2 separate regions of the Mus musculus genome follow, and region 1 is linked to region 2. A link is a loop called in an ENCODE intact Hi-C map of the cell type or tissue named here. Cell type or tissue: heart. All regions are shown on one strand. Links, peaks and the distances in the headings refer to the core of each region. The heading gives the core; the rest is flanking DNA. Region 1 overlaps Tmem63b (transmembrane protein 63b). Region 2 overlaps Gm35456 (a long non-coding RNA gene).

Evidence for each region. Hi-C counts contacts between places; a loop is a spot of excess contacts. Peaks named below come from ENCODE experiments on the same cell type or tissue, not always from the same donor. Only the 100,000 strongest peaks of a DNase experiment are listed, where the experiment ranks them.
Region 1: it touches region 2 in a loop (5-fold over the local background); 32 of 42 quality-filtered maps call a loop at or near these places.

The regions. Positions count from the first base shown.
Region 1 is chr17:45,657,858-45,668,151 of GRCm38, reverse strand. It overlaps Tmem63b (transmembrane protein 63b), which reads left to right. Exons shown (of 24, transcript NM_198167.3): 12 at 334-457; 13 at 1,441-1,574; 14 at 1,698-1,835; 15 at 1,972-2,125; 16 at 2,881-2,987; 17 at 3,147-3,233; 18 at 3,343-3,408; 19 at 4,483-4,645; 20 at 5,184-5,289; 21 at 6,228-6,395; 22 at 6,583-6,698; 23 at 6,849-6,929; 24 at 7,172-7,975. The coding sequence ends at 7,363. Capn11 (calpain 11) reads left to right here and starts at 8,843. Exons shown (of 22, transcript NM_001013767.2): 1 at 8,843-8,907. The coding sequence starts at 8,892. In heart, for the core only: a CTCF peak has its summit at 4,709 (motif pointing left); DNase peaks (open chromatin) are centred at 4,591, 4,955 and 5,221; H3K4me3 peaks cover 438 bases; H3K27ac peaks cover 275 bases.
Region 2 is chr17:45,712,809-45,723,102 of GRCm38, reverse strand. The region is part of intron 3 of Gm35456 (a long non-coding RNA gene); the gene reads left to right. Among named protein-coding and RNA genes, the nearest start is that of Gm35456, 8.9 kb to the left of the region's middle. In heart, for the core only: a CTCF peak has its summit at 4,600 (motif pointing right); a DNase peak (open chromatin) is centred at 4,582; H3K27me3 peaks cover 232 bases.

The DNA.
Region 1 (10,294 bases), core at 3,735-6,234, 55 kb after region 2:
TTGCGTGTTCTGAACCAAGGCTGCCATGGAGTTTTTTGCTGTAATACAGGCAAGCTCGGCCAGAAACACCTCGGATTCACCATGTGTTCATTTTGAATTAATCCTTGGTTGTTGCACCTTCAGAAGCATCTGACCGTGGTCTGATGTTTTTCATAGCCCTCACATTCAGCTATGCAATCCCACTTTGTGACCCCACAGTCTAAGCAGCTTTGGGTTCTCTGTGTTGTGCCCCTCCCCCACCCCCACCCCAAGCTTGGTTCCCTTCCCCACCCCCTAGCCAGCCCCAGATGCTAAGCGGTGGACCTCCCCCCCCCCTCACTCCCCATCCCACAGGAAGAAGGCTGAGCGGGGAAAACTCTACTTTACGAACCTGCAAAGCAAGGAAAATGTACCCGCCATGATCAACCCCAAACCGTGTGGTCACCTCTGCTGCTGTGTGGTTCGAGGCTGCGAGCAGGTACCGTGTGGGCCGGCTGCCAGGTGGCTGGAGTCCCTGGCAAAGCTGGGAGGTCTAGGCAGGCCTCAGTAGACATGGATGCCCCAGGGTAGTCACAACCCCTACCCCAGGACAAACAAATGTGGTAGATAGTAAAACCCACAGGTAAAGAGACTCCCAGAGAAAGAAGACAGGGGCCCTACCCCAGCAAGCCTCCAACTGCCTCTGGCGTCCATAAAACCTCAAATCTTTCTTTAAATAGTTATTTCTGTTTATGTGGGGAAGGTGTACCATGGGGCCTGTGTGGAAGTCAGAGAAGAGCTTGTGATAGCCAGTTTGCTTCACCATGTGAGTTCTGTAGCTCAAACTCTGGTCACCAGGCTTGGTGGCAAGCTCCTTTTACTCACTGAGCCATCTTGTCCTTGAAGCCCCTGTCCTCACTGTTCCGTTTGTCCTGTTTGTGATAACTTTTGAAACCATCGATAAGGCGAGCATGGCAGGGGGCTGAGGATGTCTTTCAGTGCTGGCTTAGCATGTACAAGGCCATGGGTTTGATCAGCCATGGCGCATGTCTGTAATCCCAGTACTCAGGAGGCTCAGGCGGGAGGGTCAGAAGTTCAGGGTCATACTCTGCTTTATTTTAAAAAGGATTAATTTACTCATTTTATGTGTATGAGTATACTGCAGCTGTCTTCAGACACATATTGGATCCCATTACAGATGGTTGTGAACCACCATCTGGTTGCTGGGAATTGAACTCTGCACCTCTGGAAGAGCAGCCAGTGCTCTTAACCACTGAGCCATCTCTCGGGCCCCTTCATTTTTAATAAGTTCACTAGCTACCCTGTTCTTGGCTTCCCCGTTGTGCCCACCTTGTGAGGTTAGAACAAGGACAGAGTGACTCATACGCAGAAAAAGCTTCGAGGAGCATGGGCTGATCCTGGCTGCTGCTGTGGGTGCCTCCCGGCTCTGAGCAGAACCCCACCCCGCCCTGCCGTCTGCAGGTGGAGGCCATTGAGTACTACACAAAGCTGGAGCAGAGGCTGAAGGAAGACTACAGGCGGGAGAAGGAGAAAGTGAACGAGAAACCTCTGGGCATGGCCTTTGTCACCTTCCACAATGAGACCATCACAGCCATGTGAGCACCCCGCCCCACCCCCATCCTGCCCGCCACCCTCGGCCCTCTCCCTCTCACAGGGCCCTGTACTCACCACTGTGGACCCCAGTCTGGGCTGAAGTAACAAGTACCTGTTCCCCCCAGCATCCTAAAGGACTTCAACGTGTGCAAATGCCAGGGCTGTACCTGCCGCGGGGAGCCGAGAGCCTCCTCCTGCAGCGAAGCACTGCATATCTCCAACTGGACCGTGACCTACGCCCCTGACCCTCAGAACATCTATTGGTGAGCCACAGAGTTGGGGCGGGGCTTCTTACAGACTGAGGGTGTGGCTGTTTCCAGGAGCGTGGGGAGAGGGTGGATGCTGCCAGAGGCCAGTCAGTCCAGAGTCTTCAAAGTGACCCCTCCCCCACTTTCCCAGGGAACACCTCTCCATCCGAGGCTTCATCTGGTGGCTGCGCTGCCTGGTCATCAATGTGGTCCTCTTCATTCTGCTCTTCTTCCTCACCACCCCGGCCATCATCATCACCACCATGGACAAGTTCAACGTCACCAAGCCTGTGGAGTACCTCAACGTGAGGCCCATGCCCGCCTCCCCCCCCCCCCCCCAGCTCTCCATGATGTGCCATGCGCATCCCCCTCATCCCTAACATAGCTCTGGGTGCTCCAGGTGCTTCCAGGATGCTTTCTAAGGTCAAGGGCTGCTATCCCAACCCGCCATGTCCTGTCCTCAGGAAAGGCCGCCCTTGGGTTTACATGTCCTAGACACACACACACACACAGACACACACACACCAGGAGGGTGCAAAACCTTGGGTAAGCTCCTTTTTCTCATTTCTTTTAAAAATGGAAGGTTTAAACTGGCCCCTTGCCGTTCGTGTGTACGTTCAGAGCCTCTGGTCTCCAGGCCGCCCAGATGGCAGTAGGGTGCACCCATGCCTGCCGCTTGGCCTCCTCTGCCCTCCTGCCGTGCTCAGATCAGAGTATACTTCTTCGAAATCTGCACTCAGAAGTAAAGATGCAGACCTCAGCCCAAACCAAATCCCCACTGCCCTCTAGCTGGCCAAACCATCCAGTCTCTGCTTCCTCGGTCGACGGATTGGGAAAATGAGCCAGTTCCATGGTCACGAGGTTTAGTATGTAGAACACGCACAAGTGCTTGGCACACAGTAGGTGTGCAGCAGACGCTCACCATCAACATCATACACCCAGAAGTTGTCGTTCCCACAGCCCTAGCTTCGGCCCCCACCCAGCCCTCCAAGTGTTGGGAACTTTTAGACCCGCCCACCCGTCCGTCCCTCAGTGCTTGGCACTTCCTGTCTCCCCACAGAACCCGATCATCACCCAGTTCTTCCCTACGCTACTGCTGTGGTGCTTCTCGGCCCTGCTCCCCACCATTGTCTACTACTCCGCCTTCTTCGAAGCACACTGGACGCGGTGAGCTGCCCACACTCCACCCACCGTGTCCCTTCGTTCTGAAGGTTCCCTGCCCTGGGCCCGGTCCCCTCCCCTATAGAAGCCTCCAGCACCCAGAGGAGCCTCTGTCCCCGGGTGGGCTGGCCTGCTGTGACCTCTGCCTCTGTTCTGCCCTCCTAGCTCCGGGGAGAACAGGACGACCATGCACAAGTGCTACACCTTTCTCATCTTCATGGTGCTGCTTCTGCCCTCGCTGGGGCTGAGCAGGTGAGCATCAGGACAGAAGGGGAGCCGGGGTGGAAGAGAGCTACGGACCTGTCCCGGGCTTCCCCAGAGGTGCCCTGCCCCATGCCGGCTCCCATCCTTCTTCCTGCAGCCTAGACCTCTTCTTCCGCTGGCTCTTTGACAAGAAATTCCTGGCTGAAGCAGCTATTCGGTTTGAGTGAGTGACCAGGAGGACACTTGGGGAAAAAGGAAAATAACAAGGGTGGATGGCACCAAGCTTCCGGCTGTAAGGGGTGGGGTTAACGTCACGAGTCTCCTGGGTTATCCAAAAGACAGCCCGGGGTGTTGGGCATGGACGAGGATGAAATGGGCTGGGGTTCTTGATCAGGAGTGCCCCTGAGCGCGTGCTGAAGGTAGATTTAAGTCTTCAGAGCTCACATGTGGGGGTTCTGAGAGACTCGGGCCCTTATTCTAGGTCTGCTGTAGGAGTCTTGAATTTCCCCAAGGAAATAGGGGAGGTGTTTGTAGTGGGGACTTGGTCATTATCTGGGGGTGACTTGGGGACTCCCAGAGCATCCCTGAGGGTCACTAGAACCCTTACCTTTATCTACTGAGATCTTAGATTGACAGCTCAAGATGTTAATGCAGCAGATGAGGGACTAGCTTGGAGGGAGGCATACCGTGGCTCTTACACGCTCAAGCTCCAGGGGCTTGAGTTGATGGAGTTGTCTATAATCATCTTGGACTTAGGGACTCGCTGGTTCTTGTACACACACACACACACTCACACACGCACGCACGCACGCACGCACGCACGCACGCACGCACGCACCCACCAAAGATACCTGAGACGGTCTCTAAAGCTGATCAGGAAGGAGTCTGAGGCTCTCTCTATTGTGGGAAAACCAGAGAGTCGGAAAACTTACCCAGTTTGTTGGGGCTTACATCCCTGGAGATCTCTTGAGAGTGCCATTGAAATTTTCTGTGGAAGTCTCAGCTCTCAGCAATTATTTGCTGCACATGCTGGTGGCCTTTTGTGGCCTTGAACTCGTTTTTTCAGGGCATGCCATCTCTAGGTAGGTCTCTGGGCTGGCTTTATTATTTTGATATTCTGGGGTTCATACTGTGGAAAGACTAGGGCACGGGTATTTGGGGGGGCCGTCTAAGCTGGGTGTGTACATGTAGAGGAGGTCACAGAGGGTAAGAGCATGGGGTGCTGTCATGCTAGCAGTGGGCAGACAGCCACCAGGTCACCCCAAGGGTGCAGTGCTGGAGCACCTGCTGCCCTTAGGTGTGTGTTCCTGCCCGACAACGGCGCTTTCTTCGTGAACTACGTCATTGCCTCAGCCTTTATCGGTAACGCCATGGACCTGCTGCGCATCCCAGGCCTACTCATGTACATGATCCGGCTCTGCCTGGCGCGCTCCGCCGCTGAAAGACGCAACGTGAAGCGGGTATGGCCGCCTAGGGCAGCGGCAACACGCACAGCGCCCTCTGGTGGCCTAACCAGAAACAGCAACAGTCAGGCTCGGGTGGTGGGCATAAGGATACTGGGACTTAGGGACATTAGTTCCCATCTGAAGCCTCAGCTTTCCCACATATATAGCGATGGGTGGACATAGGTGATTAAGAGGTCCTTGAGTTCTGAGAGCATAGTGTTATGTACTTGGAGTTGGGAGAGATGTAGCTCCCTTGATCTAGGGTCCTTCTGCCCTCATTCCACAAGAGGGCGCTGGAGAACCTGTCCCCTAGTTCACTCAACTTTTGCCCCCACCTGCCCATGTCCCATCACTGCCCTGCCTGGCCTCCCTTTCAGCCACAGCCCCCTCCTCCCACCTGCTTTGCTGTCCCCGCACTACCCCCACATTAGGTCCCTCACTCCCGATGGCTCCATCCCCAGCCCTAGAGTTCCTGGCCACCTCCTGCCTGCCCTGCATCCCTGCAACCTGTCCCCTCCACCCTGAGCCACCCTCCTGCCCATGTCCCCCCCAGCATCAGGCCTACGAGTTCCAGTTTGGCGCAGCCTACGCTTGGATGATGTGCGTCTTCACGGTGGTCATGACCTACAGTATCACCTGCCCCATCATCGTGCCCTTCGGTAGGCACCGCCGCGCCGGGACCTGGGCCCTGCTCGGGGGAACCCAGGGCCTAACCCGCTCCACTCTAGTAAGGCAGGCCACCCTGATTGGACAGGGCCCCGGCTGGGAGACCGGCCCCTCGGGCCTCCCGCCTGGTTCCTGGCTCAGTCTAGGGCCAGGCCTTGGGGGAGAAGGGGAGAGCAGTCCTATCAAGGTTTGGCCCACCTGACATGCCTGGTCTCTGGTCAGGCCACCCACCTCAGCAATATTTCCTGGTATTGAGGCCTTTCTTCGGGTATACATGAACATATCTCCCTCTGAGTTATTAGGCACATATACACACAGTCCAGTACCCAAAATCCACACTTGTACACAGATTTCAAAATTCAAGAAAACCCCTTGGATTCCAGAGTGGGCTAGGTAGGTCTCGGACATGTCCCAATGCAGGCAAGCCATGTAACTTGGGCAGGTCTCTCTTCCACTTAGAAGGTGTTCAGCTAAGTTTCTCGTCGACCATGATCCCTCAGTAGAGCCTCTACCTTCCCCCAGTAGCATCCTGACTCCCTACCCACCCTCTGTGGCTGTTGAAGGCTCCAGACTCTTAAACTAACCTCCTTGCCCTTGTTTAAGGCCCCCTTGGCTTTGGGGAGTAGAACCTGCCCTTTAGTTTACACCCAACTATTTAGGAACAGGGGTAGAAAAAAAGTAAGATGGGTTTCAAAGGCTTCTTGTTCATCTAAATAAATGGCTCTCTGGTGGTCGTCATGGGGGAAGGGGAGACGAAGGGGAGGCTGCCGGGGTGAAGGGACTGACATGGGAGAAGCTGCAGCTTTCAGTTCCGGCAGGACAGGGAGCAGGGACCAGCCCTTCAGCCATCTCAAGGCCAGGTACAGCCTGTGGTCCACACGCAAGGGCTGTGGGCGCTGGTTCCGAGGTCAGGGCCGTTGGCTTTCCCCAGGGCTCATGTACATGCTGCTGAAGCACCTGGTAGACAGGTACAATCTCTACTACGCCTACTTGCCGGCCAAACTGGACAAGAAGATCCACTCGGGGGCTGTGAACCAGGTGGTGGCTGCGCCCATCCTCTGCCTCTTCTGGTTGCTCTTCTTCTCCACCATGCGCACGGGTGAGGGCCACCATCCCGCCTGGGACCAGTGTCAGGGACAGAAGAGCCTCATGGTAGAGAATGCCAAGGGTCTCAGTGAGGTTGTGTGGGTGGGATGAAGGAGTCAGAGGTAGTGAGCCCCTTGGAGGAGGCGGCGGGAGCCCCGTGGTGGAGGAGGCGATAACCGCTTTGTCCCTCCCTACCCCAGGTTTCCTAGCCCCCACGTCTATGTTCACCTTCGTTGTTCTGGTAATCACCATCGTCATCTGTCTCTGCCACGTCTGCTTTGGACACTTCAAATACCTCAGTGCCCACAACTACAAGGTATGGGGCAGGAGAAAAGTGGTGGAGTACGGCCGAGAGCGAACGTTTTCTGTGGGGGTGACATACAGGTCCAAGGTGGGGCGAGGGTGTTGGGGCACGATCGGGGCTAAAAACAGGAATATTTCCTCCCCTCACCATGGACCCCTTAAGATTGAACACACAGAGACAGATGCCGTGAGCTCCAGAAGTAATGGACGGCCCCCCACTGCTGGCGCTGTCCCCAAATCTGCGGTGAGTGTCTTACTACACAGCCTAGGGTCAGGGGGGAGGGCAGTGGGAAGGCTTTGACCTGCAGACTCAATCCCAGTAGTCCTCCACAAAAGCCAGCCTGTTCCTGATCTCACGGCAGTGAATGCCAGAACTACTCCTACCCTGGGGCACTGCCCACTACATTGCTGGCAGGTCCTACCTGCTCCCACCTACCCACCCATAATGGACAGCTAGTCACCTTACCCCTATTCCTTTCCCTTCAGAAATACATCGCTCAGGTGCTGCAGGACTCAGAGGGGGACGGGGACGGAGATGGGGCTCCTGGGAGCTCAGGCGATGAGCCCCCATCGTCCTCCTCCCAAGACGAGGAGTTGCTGATGCCTCCTGATGGCCTCACGGACACAGACTTCCAGTCATGCGAGGACAGCCTCATAGAGAATGAGATTCACCAGTAAGGGGAGGGAGGGGCCCTGGAGGCCACGCCCTGCCCCTCCCCCCACCCTCACGGACACTAAAAAAAAAAAACGCTAATAATTTATTAGAACTAAAGCCCCCTCCTCCTACCCCATCCCCTGCTTTCATTAAGGTATTTAAACCTGGGGATTTCACCACTCTCTCCCACCATGGAGGGAGAGAGGGAGCCCCCCCAACCTCAGTGAGGACAGCCCCGAGCAGGCCCCGGGGCAAAGAGGGGTGTGGAGGGAATACCCCCAGATCAGCCTCACCACCCAGTAGTGTGGCCAGGAAAGGGTTAATGAGAGCCAAGGTGGGTACCTGGAACCATGGCTGGAGGCCTGGGGAAAGCAAGATCAGGAGTTGTCACCCAGTCTCTTTCCTCCCCTTCACTGCCCCTGGATCTGGGCCTCCAGGGACTTGGAACCTGCAGCCCTCTGGGATGCAGGAGAAGGGAGGGGTGCACAGTGTGGGGGAAGAGTCAGGCCCGAGCCAGGGGTTGACCCCGGGGGGAGGGGGGCATGGCTGACACTGGAAAATGGGGTTTTTGCACTGGGTTTGTTGGTTTTTTGTTTTTGTTTTTGTTTTCATTTAAAATAAAAACAAAAGCTGTGAGTTTGCTTCTGGTTGGCAGTCCCTCCCTGGAACCCCATTCTCTGTCCTCCAGGAGGACCTATTTGCCACCCCCAGCTTCTGCTTTGTCAAGGAGGGGTCATCAGGAAAAGGCTCTGGGCTAGGGGTCAACAGAGTGAGCTCCAGGACAGCCAGGGCTACACAGAGAAATCCTGCCCTCGAGAAACCAAAAAAAAAAAGCATTTGTCAAAATGTGAGTTCAAGCCCTGAGACCCACGGTGGGAGAAGAGAACGGGCTCTGAAAAGTTGTCCTCTGATTCTCACATGTACCCCTGGCAAATCGGTTTCTACTCACACAGGAGGAAGGGGAAGCAGAGGAGGGGGAGGAGGTAATTTATGTCCATAATCTCAGCACTTGGAAGGTAGAGACAAGGAGGACCAGGAGCCCAAGGCCTTAGCTATGGAGCAAGTTTGAAGATAGCCTGGGATACATGTTCTCAAAAAAAAAAAAAAAAGTGTGGGTAAGAAGTGAAGCTGTAACCAGGGAAGATGTGAGATGGCGGCTTTTTTGTAACTAGGAAGCTTTTCAGGATAGAAGTGCAGGCTGAGGGTATAGAAGTAATTACTTCTAGAAATCATAGATTGAAAGGGAGGGACTTGCCCCAGATGGCAGCCCCGGTTGGGTGCTTGTCCCCCTGTCCCAGTAAGGACAGGCCTGGATTCTGGCAGATCAGATGGGCCAGAGCAAAAGAGCCAAAGGAGAAAGAGAGACAGGCAACAGCTAAACCACCTTGCCCCTGACTAAAGACCCCCAAACTCCCTGCATTGGAGAGTTCTGGGCGGGGGAGGGGTGGTCTCTGCTCCTCGCTCCCCCCCACCCCCCAAGAACCTTCAACTGTCAAGGACTGTGCTAGGTGCTAGCTGTTCTAGGTGTTCATCTGATAGATAGCCTTCAGGATGCTGAACTACTCAGGTAAGGCACTCACGGGGCCTGTCCCTCCTATAGATTCCCCTGCAGGGATGGGGCCTGGTCCCCCTGAGGCCTCAGACTGGGGTCTCTCTTATCAGACTGGCTGCTCTGAGAGTAAAATGCTGATTTCTTTATCAGGCTGTTAGGGAAAGAATAAGCAGTTGGCTTTTCTCCTTTATTTCACTGAAGTGTTGGCGTGGGTTGGGATGGCCCATACCCCTCCGTCATAGCTGTCTGGGGAAGGCTCTGTGTTAAAGCCCATCGGCCATTAAAGATATGGTAAACCTTAGGAAATGGAGAAAAATCTCTCTCAAGCCTAGAAAAGCAGCCTTCTTAGTCCTGAGATATCAGGTCCTAAGAAACAGAGCAAGCCCCTTGAATAGAGTCCAGCTACCTCACAACCAGAGGGGATGGGCTGGAAGCAGTGCAGGGAAGAGCAGCTGAGAAGCTGGTGGGGACAGGGTGGGGGCCGGCTAACTTCAGCAGCAGAGGAGGAGTGTGGCCCAGCTCTGACCCTCACCCTCAGCCTGAGAGGGGAGGAAGCCAGGCCACTCTGAGGACAAAGGCCCCTAGACTCTCTGCCTCCTAGCTTCTGTGACAGGCTAGTAACTTGACCCCTGAATGTTTTTAGGCTTGAAGGAGACCCCAAACCTCTGAAGTTTTCTGAGACAGTATCTCAGTTTCCTCCGAGTTCTGGAGATCCAGCTATCCATTGATTCCCAGAGTGTAATGTAATAATAGTTTTAAGAATCACTGGGAGTGGGCCTGAGAGATGGCTCAGCAGTTAGGAGCCCACATCGCCCTTGCAGAGGACCCAAGTTGGGTGCCCAGCACCGGTGTTGGGTGGCTAACTACTGCCTCTTAACTCCAGCTCCCAGGAGATGCAATACCTCTACACTCCGTGGGCATTTGCACTCAAGTACTCATAGACATAATTAAAAAGACATCTTTTTAATCACGGAAAGTAGGGATCAGGGTGTAATTAAGTTGGTAGAGAGAGAGAGAGAGAGTACTGCATGCATAAGACCCTGAGTTCTGTCCCCAGGACCATATAAAACTAGTGGGAAGACAGACTTGTCATCTGAGCACACAGGACACAGAAGCAGAAAGGTCTGGAGTACAAGATCTCCTCAGCTACATAGGGAGTTTGAAGCTAGCCTAACTCTACATGAGACCCTGTCTGAAAACCAAAAAAAAAAAAAAAAACAAAAGCAAAAAACACAGTATTCATATTCAGTGTTCTTACCACAACAAAGAGTATGTGAAGTGTTTGAAATAAAGCATCATCTATTAACAAATAAAGAGACATAGGGGATTAGGGAGTAGAACTCTTAATTTTTTTGATTTAGAGACTAGCTTTCACCATGAGGCTTAGGCCTCAGAAACAGGA
Region 2 (10,294 bases), core at 3,268-5,767:
CAGCATTAGGTAGGCAGATCTCTGAGTTCGAGGCCAGCCTGGTCTACAAAGTGAGTTCCAGGACAGCCAGGGCTATACAGAGAAACCCTGTCTCAGAGGGGGAAAAATGTATTTGTGTGTATGTGTGAGTGCTTTGCCTACATGTATGTATGTACACCTCAGGTATGCCTAGAGACGGTGGAGGCTGGAAGACAATGCTGTAAACTGCCACTTTGGGTCCTCTGCGGAAAGCAACCAGTACTTTTTTTTTTTTTTAATTCAATTTACATCCCAATCATTGTCCCTCCTCCCAGTCACTCCCTCCCCCAATCCTTTTCCCATCCCCCCCTCATTCCCCTCTGAGAGGATGGATGCCCCCCTGCCCTCCCCATATGCCCTACCCATCCTCTCCCACTGATGCCAGACAAGGCAGCCCAGCTAGAAGAACATATTCCACAGTACAGGCAGCAGCTTTAGGGATGTTTAGGGGATCCAGCTGTTCAGGACCCACATGAAGACCAAGCTGCACATCTGCATGGGGAGGCCTAGGTTCAGCCCGTGGTTGTTCTTTGGTTCCGATTCTGGGAGCTCCCAAGGGTCCAGGTTAGTTGGCTCCGCTGGTCTTCCTGTGGAGTTCCTATCCCCTTCCGGGCCCTCAATCCCTCCTGTTCTTCCATAAGAGTTCCCAAGCTCCATCCACTGTTAGGCTGTGAACATCTGCATCTGTCTGAGTCAGCTTCTGGGTGCAGCCTCTCAGAGGACATCCATGCTAGGCTCCTGTCTGCAAAGCAGCCAGCATTCTTAACCATTTGAGGGAAGCAGAATTGAGCAAAAAGTCTGCCAATGCCACGCTGCCAAGGAGACGGAGCTCAGGCTGTTTTTACATATTCTTATTTTTATGCCCTGGCCTTCTGGAGAAACAAAAGCGCTGGCCTTGGCTGCCAGACATTTCCACCATTGCTGTGTGGCCTCCGGCAAATCACTGTGCATTTCTGGGCCTCAGTTTTCTTCCCAGTTGGCTGAAGTTGCTAAGAGACACCTTGCTGTGTCTGAGAAGTGAAGAAATTAACTGGCAAGAAAGTCACGGGATAAATCCCTGACCCCCAATTAAATGTTGTTTTCCTAAGAGTTGCCTCGGTCATGGTGTCTGTTCACAGCAGTAAAACCCAAACTAAGACAGAGCTCTTATGAGAGACTATGGAGCTGGGCGGTGGTGACGCACGCCTTTAATTCCTGCACTTGGGAGGCAGAGGCAGGTGGATTTCTGAGTTCGAGGCCAGCCTGGTCTACAGAGTGAGTTCCAGGACAGCCAGGGCTATACAGAGAAACCCTGTCTTGAAAAAAAAAGAGAGAGAGAGACTATGGACTTCACTGTGTCCTCCTGGCCCTTTCCAGGCTCTAGGGTTTAGCAAGATCATTCTAGATTGGGAGATGTTGAGAGCATCAATGAGGTGTCAGGATCCCCTGAAAATCCTGTCTTCGTGAGGCTGGAGACGGGTGACTCAGTAGATAAAGTTTGTCACATAAAGATGAGGACCAGAGTTCGAATCTCCTGAAAACTCACGTAAAGGACAGATGAGCTTGGCAGCCTGTGTGTCATTCCAATCCTGGGAGACAGAAGAAGGGACTTGATCCCCAGAGCTGTCTAGCAAGGTCAGCCATATCAGAGAGCTCTGGATTTGATTGAGAAAGCCTGCCTCAAAGAATAAGGATTGACGGAGGCCGATTCTCAACATCAACCTTGGGCTCCCCCATGCATGTGGGTTCATGTGGGTTCACACACGTACACATGGGACAGGAGCTTCAGAGCCACCGTGGGCCAGGCCCAGGGCCTAGTGCCAAGAAGGTAAACAGGAACGAGGAGACAAGCAGCCCCTGTGTGATGGAGCTTATAGAAACAGGCCAACCCAGGCAAGAGAGAAAGGTCAGCCCTGACATGGGGTCCATTCACTTCACAAGAACCCCTCCCTGCTTTATGAGCAGCAACTGAGAGGTAGACCAGTTGGCCATGAGGATATTAAACAGAACAAGGGAGCAAGCAGAGCCAGTCAGATTTAGAGTGGGCAAGAGGACCTCTCAGAAGTGACCCTGAAAAAAAGAGCTGGAGGATCTCAGATCTCAGAAAGGAGCAGCATAGAAGCCAAGAAGCCGGGAGACGTCAGGAAGCCATGTGGCTGGAGCATAGGGCAGGAGGAACAGGGAGAGACTGGACTGGCCCTGCAGGCCACGGGGAGGATTCAGGCATGCAGTGTGGGCTTTGTCCCAGTTAGCGGGAGGGAAAAACAAGGCTCAGCAAATCATTTATGATACTATACATACAGCTATCAAGTCACCCAAGTGATCAAGCCAAGAAAGAGCCTTCCAGGTCTATGGACAAAGACCATAGGACAGGTTCTTGTCACTCCACATGCAGATCAAGAGCTGGGCTGGCTGCACCAACATGAAATAAACCAGGGATACTTGTGACAACTGCTTTTCTTTACTTGTGTATAGGTATTGGGGAATGCGTGCCATAGCACGCATAGAGAGGTGCGGGGGATCTTCTGGGAATCAGTTCTCACCTTCTACCATGTGGATGGTAGAGGATGGAACTCAAGTCGTCAGCCTTGGCACCTTCAACCACTGTGGTGGTTTGAATGGGTTTGGCCGCCATAGACTCTTGTTGGAACGCTTGGCCCAAAGGAGTTGAAATATTAGGAGGTGTGGCCTTGGAGTGGGTGTGGCCTTACTGGAGGAGCTGTGTGGGTGAGCCTTAAGGTCTCCTAGTGCTCAAGCCCCACCTAGTTTGAGACAGTCTCCTCCTGGCTGCCTTCTGACCAAGCTAGAGAACGCCAGCTCCTGCAGCACCTTGTCTGCCTGGATGCTGCCATGCTTCTCCCCATGACGATAATGGACTGAACCTCTGAAACTGCAAGCCAGCCCCATTAAAAAGCCAACCTTTATAAGCATTGCCTTGGTCATGGTGTCTCTTCACAGCAACAAAGCTAAGACACCCAATGAACCATCTCCCTGACCCCATTAGTTATTCCCGGGCCTAGCATCTTCATATATCTCAGGCTGGCCCCAAACCTGCTAGATAGCAGAGGATGGCCCTCAACTTGTCATCTTTCTGCCTCCATCTCCTGGGGTGCTGGGATTCCAGGTGTGCACCCACATCTGGTTTATGCGGTGCAGACGACGGAACCCGGAGCTACGTGCATGCTAAATAAGTCCTCCACTGATGGCATCGAAACCTCAGCCCCTAACAACCAGTGCAGTGACAGGAGCTGGGGGGGTGGGGAACTGCTACTTTTCAGGGAAGTCTCATTTGTATAGGCACCAGCAAGAACCAGGCCTGAAGAGCGAGGGGGCCTGACCAGGGTGGGAAAAAGCGTGGGAAATCAGCAGAACCATCCCTTGTGAGCAAAGACTGTGGGGAACATGTATGGTCTGGTGGGAGCTGGGAGGTTGACAGAGCTGCTGACAGTAGATGTCTGGAAGACACGGGTTTAAGGAACTCTAACCAGAGGCCCTAGCATCTAAATTACCTCTAGGAGCAGCAGGGAACCAAGGAAGATCCTAAACAGGTTAAGGTAGTCTGTGCTGAAAAGGGGGAAGGGTTAAAGGGAAGGGACTTATAAAGGTGGGACTGGGAGGCGAGGCAGGATGGGCTTGATCGAATAAATAGATAAATAGATAAATAAATCAGGGCTATCTCTCTCTCACACACACACACACACACAGAGTGTAATTTTTTTTTGAAAGAAGACTCAGGTGCAGGAGTGAGGGGACAGATTTTGGGGAAAGAAATGTCTTACTTAGGATTCCTGCTAAGATCGCTATGGCTGGGATGGGACACCAGGGCCAAAAGCAAGGTGAGAAGGTTTATTTGGCCCGTATTTCCACACCATAGTCCATCACTGAGGGAAGTCAGGATAGGAACTCAAGCAGGGCAGGATCCAGGAGGCAGGAGCTGATGCAGAGGCCATGGAGGGATGCTGCTTACTGGCTTGCTCCTCGTGGCTTGCTCAGCCTGCTTTCTGATAGAACCCAGGACCACCTGCCCAGGGGTGGCATCACCCACAATAGTCTGGGCCCTCCCCTAAGTCACTAAGGTACCCAGGACCCAGCATGCCGTTTTGTGTGATGAGATGAATCCATTAGACCACACTTTGTCCACCGTAACCCTAACCCTAACCTTAACCATAACCCTAACCATAACCCTAACCATAACCCTCACCAGCCAAGGATGACTTTGAACCTCAGGATCTCCTGTCTCTACCTCTTAATTTCTGGGACCACAGGCATGCTCCACTGTGTTGGGTTTATGTGGTAGAGGACTAGGCAAGTGAGCTCTTGCCAGATGCCAAAGTAGGCTTCAGTTGGAACAGGCTGGGATCAGGCTGTGGGCTGTGGAACCCTTCCAGACTCTGCACAAGAAGCAGCCACAGCTCTGATGGCCAGATTACCTCAGACTGCTCTGTTCCCAGCCGCCCCCCTCAGCCGGTTCTGGCTCTCTGGCCCTCACTTTGCATCTCTACTGGGAAAACAGGACGGGAGTGATGGTACACACACACTAGGGGAATTCAGGGTACCAACGTCTTACTCCAGTTCCAGGACCCGCTTGCTGGTAGCCCTCATATCCAATAGAGGGCGCAACGTGCACAGACATTTGGCTACCGGCTCGCCCTGCGCTCCCACCTGGGAGGCTGCTGAAGCTGCTACACCAGTTTGTTCATCCTTATTTTATCTCAATTCCTCACCCCAATCCACAACAACCACATATATGTTCCTGTAAGACAAGTGTGTGCATTTTTAATTTTCTATTTTTTAGTACTTTCTTTGTTTGTAAAGACAGAGTTTCACTATGTAACCTGACTAGCCTGGAATTCACTATGCCAACCAGGCTGGACATAAACTCACAGAGACTGACCTGCCTTGGCCTGTGCCTCAGCCTCCTGGGTGCTGCTGGGGACTAAAACCATGTTTTACTACACCTGTTCCATGCATGTTCTCCACTGGACAAAATCTAGAACCACCTGGGAGATGGGCCGCTAATTAAGTTAGCTGTAGCAGACCAACCAATCTCAGCTGTGGGCGGACTCACCCCCTAGGCAAAGGATTACGACTCCCGTTCACTGCGATCGGCTTCTTTACTATGCGCACCTTGAAGGAAGAGCTAAAATAAACTCTTTTCTTTATTAAATTGCTTTTATCACATCAACAGGAAAAGAAACTAAGACAGGACATTCATGGTTCTTACTCCCCCCCCCTCTTGTTTTTTTGTTTTGTTTTGTTTTGTTTTTTGTTTTTTAAGATTTATTTATTTATTATATGTAAGTACATTGTAGCTGTCTTCAGACACTCCAGAAAAGTGCATCCAATCTCATTACGGATGGTTGTGAGCCACCATGTGGTTGCTGGGATTTGAACTTAGGACCTTCTGAAGAGCAGTCAGTGCTCTTACCTGCTGAGCCATCTCTCCAGCCCCCCTCTCTTGTTTTTAAGGTTTATTCATATTGCTAAGAGTATTTTTAGTCCCTGGTGGGCACCTCACATTTATACCTGATCTCTAACAGACACCCAGGCATCCTCCAGCACCAACTAACAGCCTAACTCTGAGCATCCTCACACACACACATGCACGCACACATGCACACACGCACACACTTCCCCATTTTTCAGTTTGAATAAGACAAAGAACTCCTGGGTTGCAGGACATTCATTAACGTTAACTGCAGAAGATGGCCAGCTATTTTTCTACTTACCTGATTCTTGAAGGGTCCCCTGTCCTCCCCGGGTGGCCCTCGCTGGCACTCTTTCTTTCCTCTTGGCTTAACTTAGGGAGATGCAGAGCCACTGGCTGCGGCCTCTGTGAAGACCCTCTTACGTGTATAAAACAGACTCCTGCTCTCTGTCAGACTTAGTGGTACCCAGCAGTTGAGTATTCACCAAAGCGATGCGGAACAGTGAACACCACAGGTCTCGGGAGGAGGCTTAGCCAACCGCAAAACCCTGTCCAGTCAGCCCTTTCCTCTTCTACAGCGTTACCTCAGCTTTCTGAATCTCCCCGCAGCTCTTCCTCAGACAGTTCGCTTTTCAAGGATCTGTGCTTCCTAGTTCTGTCTGGGGACAGACTAGATAGACTCTCTGAATCCCACGGTACATATACCATGGAAGTAAGTAGCATCCTCTCCTGGTTTCTGCCGGCAGGGTCTGTCTCTAACTTACCCAGCTAAGCTTCCTGCAGATGCCCTGGGCTGGAACCAGACACAGTCTCACAGCCCTTAACCTAACTGTCGCCCAGTGAAAGCCCAAATGCTTTGGAGGTAAAAGCTGGAAGAGAAACCATGGGTATGGTAGATTAAACACCTAGATCTTTGTTCTGGTCACCATGGCCCTTGAAGATCGTCTGTGCCGATTACTTCACAGATGAGTGGGTATCGGCTCAGGGAGTTAAAGGGCATGCCTAGGGTTGCTGGCAGGCCATTGTCAAGGTCAGGACTGGAATACAGGCTTGTCGGAGACCACCGCACCACTTCCTACAGAATCCTGTACTCTCTCTCTCTCTCTCTCTCTCAACACCCCCACTCCCCGTGTAAACATTGCTTTTTAAAAGTTGGTTGTAAGTTCATAAATAATACAAGGATACATTCTCCTTCTTAAAAAATTAAAGTACTCAGAGGCCTGAAAGATGGCTCAGCAGTTAAGAGCACTTACTGCTCTTGCAGAGGACCCAAGTTCAATTCCCAGCAACCACATGGAAACTCTAAGTTGCTTATCATTCCAGTTCCAAAGAACCTGAGGCCCTCTTCCGGCCTCCAGGGCCACCAGGCATGACCAGGGTGCACAGACACACATGAAGGTGCTCACACACACACATGAAGGTGCTCACACATACACATCAGAAATGAAAAATAGATCTTGCCAGGGGTGGGGGTGGGGGTGACTCACACCTTTAGTCCCAGCACTAGGACTGGGCAGAGGCAGGCAGATTTCTGTGAGTTCAAGGCCAGACTTGTCTACAGAGTGAGTCCTAAGACAGCCAAAGCTACGGATAGAAACCCTGTCTGAAAAAACAAGATAGATATATGATTGATAGATAGATAGATAGATAGATAGATAGATAGATAGATAGATAGACAGATAGATAGATAGAAGAGAGAGATAGAAATGGAGAAATAGAAAAATAAAACAAGAGGTTAAGCACACCTCTGATCCCAGCACTCAGAAGGCAAAGGCAGGCAGATTTCTGTGAGGCCAACCTGGTCTACAACATGAGTTCTAGGACAGTCAGAGCCACATAGCAAGACCCTACCTCAAAAACCAAAAACTCCTGCAAGATTTACTAGAACATCATGGTGAACTCCCGCCCTTGGGAGCAGAGGCAGGCACATCTCTGTGAGCTAGAGATCAGATTGGTCTATATGGTGAGTTTCAAGCCAGTCAGGGCTACATAGTGAGACCCTGTCTTTAAAAATTAAAATAAAATAAATAAGGGCTGGAGAGATGGCTCAGTGGTTAAGAGTGCTGGCTGCTCTTCCAGAAGTCCTGAGTTCCATTCCCAGCACCCACGTGGCAATCACAACTGTTTGTAGCTTTACTTCCATGGGACTTGGCACCTTCACACAGCCATACATGCAGGCAGAAAATAAATAAATCATCAAAAAATTTTAATTTAAAAAAAAAAAAAAAGGACTAGGTCTGTGGCTCAGGAGAGCACTCATGCAACCTGTGCAAGACCCAGAGTCTCATCTCTAGAACCACACGAAGACCGGCAAGGACAATGCTATTGATAGCACTATCTTCCCTAAGAGCAGGCCCTCCTCTCCCTACGGAGTTCCTGCTAGCAGCTTGGGAACCACTGTGCTGTGCTTTCTATGTGCATACGGATGGACAGACGAACTTTTCTATAGCTCCAAGACACTGCTGCGTGAACTTAATTACTTCATTCTATGTAGCTAGTGTGTAAGTGATGTGTTCATTCTATGTAGCTAGTGTGTAAGTAATGTGTTCATTCTATGCAGCTAATGTATAAATGATGTGTTTATTCTGTGTAGCTAGTGTGTAAGTGATGTGTTCATTCCCCTCAGCTGAACATCTTAGAACTTATGTCTGTCTGCGCTTATACCATCCTCTCTCAGAACTACCTCGTAGCAGTCCATGGGACAAGAGGATCTGACCGATTTACCTAGTCTCTTACTGATGGCCAGGGAGTTCATTCCTAATTCTCACTATTAAAAGTGGGCTTGATGGAGAGACAGACAGACAGACAGACCAGACAGGAAGACTTGGGTCCAGGTGATGATGGCTTACACCTTTAATTCCAGCACTGGGGGTGGGGGGTGGGGGTAAAGGAAGATAGATCTCTGAGTTCAAGGCCAGCCTGGTCTACAGAGTGAGTCTCAGGACAGCCAGGGCTACACAGAGAAACCCTGTCTCGAAAACAAACAAACAAACAAGCAACAACAATAAATAATTTTTTTTGAAAAAAGAATAGAAAAGGAAAAAAAGACTTAAGAACAATAACACTAAGCAAACTACTGACCTGGGTCAACAGTGTGTGGCTGCAGTGCCCACCCTGGGCCTGGAAAGGCCTTCAGGAACAGTTTGGACTGAAGCAGTGTGTGTGAGTGCCGCACGTATGAACAAGTAGATGGTCAGAGTTTACACTGTAACTGTGTGTGCTGGTGTGTGTGTGTGTGTGTGTGTGTGTGTGTGTGTGTGTGTGTGTGCGAGTGAACACCAAAGGCAGACATAAAGGAGCAGAGAGGCCAGAGAAGCAGGAACACCTACACTCATGGAGCATTTCCAGGCTGACAGGCAAATGTTTGGTCAGTGCTACATGCCCACCCTGCCAGCCCTGCGGGAAGCCACAGGGGGACAAAAATGAGATACCTGCACTCAAGTAGGAGACGCAAGCACTGGCATTTGTGCTAAATACCAAAGACACCAAAGGACATACTGCCTGCTCTTTCGAATCAGGCAGGCAGTTCAGTGCAAACCCATGTGTGACACCCATGGACAGAGTATGTGTAAGACCCAGAAAACCCTGGCTGGAGATGTAGCTCAGTTGGTACAGTGCTTGATTAGAATACACAGAACCCTGGGTCAGAGACCCAGCATTGCAAAAACCAAACATGGTATGAAGACCACAAAAGAGGTAGAGACAGGGGACTGTTCAAGAGCATCCTCCTGCATACAGTGAGTTCAAGGCCAGCCTGGGATATGACTCTGTCCCAGGCATTGAATACTCTAAGGGTACCCTGTAGTACATACCCAAGATGCCCCTGGCTTCCTCCTTTTCTATTCTGTCCCTGCAACACAAGGTCACAGAGTCCAGCTGAACAAAATCTTCCTTTGGTGAATAGAAAATTCACAGAAGCCTGCCTCTGCTTCTCCCTCCCTTGTGGCAGCTGGTCCTCGCCTCTCCCATGCCACATTTGGCTTGTACAGCTTCCTCCTCCTCCTTCTCCTCCTCCTCCTCCTCCTCCTCCTCCTCCTCTTCCTCCTCCTCTGCCCACATACTTACCTCTTCTCCAAACATGTATGGGTGTTTCACATGCATGTGTGTCTGTGTACCACTTGCATGCCTGGTACCCGTGGGAGGCCAGAAGGGGGCATTGGATTCCCTAGAGCTGGAGTGGCAGACATTGTGAGACACTGTATCACCGAGAATCAAACTTGTATCCTCTGGAGGAGTAGCCAGTGCTCTTGACTACTGAGCCATCTCTCCAGCCCCCTGCTTTTTGTTTTGGTTCTTGTTTTTAAGATAGGGTCTTGTTATGCAGCCCAGGCTAGCCTTAAGTTTACAATGTAGTCCAGGTTGGCTTCAAATGTATTTCAATTCTCCTGTGCTCTGGAATTATAGACATACCCAGTATGAGGCCCCCATAGACTCATGTGTTTGAATAATTGGTCATAGAAAATGGCATTATCAGGAGGTATGGCCTTGGGCTGGTGAGATGGCTCAGCAGGTAAGAGCATTGACTGCTCTTCCGAAGGTCCTGAGTTCAAATCCCAGCAACCACATGATGGCTCACAACCATCCATAATAAGATCTGATGCCCTCTTCTGGTGTGTCTGAAGACAGCAACAGTGTACTTATTTATAATAAATAAATCTTTGTGCCTGAGTGAGCGGGGCCAACTAGAGCAAGCAGAGGTTCTAAATTCAATTCCCAACAACCACATGAAGGCTCACAACCATTTGTACAGCTACAGTGTACTCATATACATAAAATAAATAAATCTTTTTTCTTTTAAAGGAGGTATGGCCTTATTGGAGTGGGTATGGCCTTGTTGGATGAAGTGTGTAACTGGGGTGGGCGTGGGGT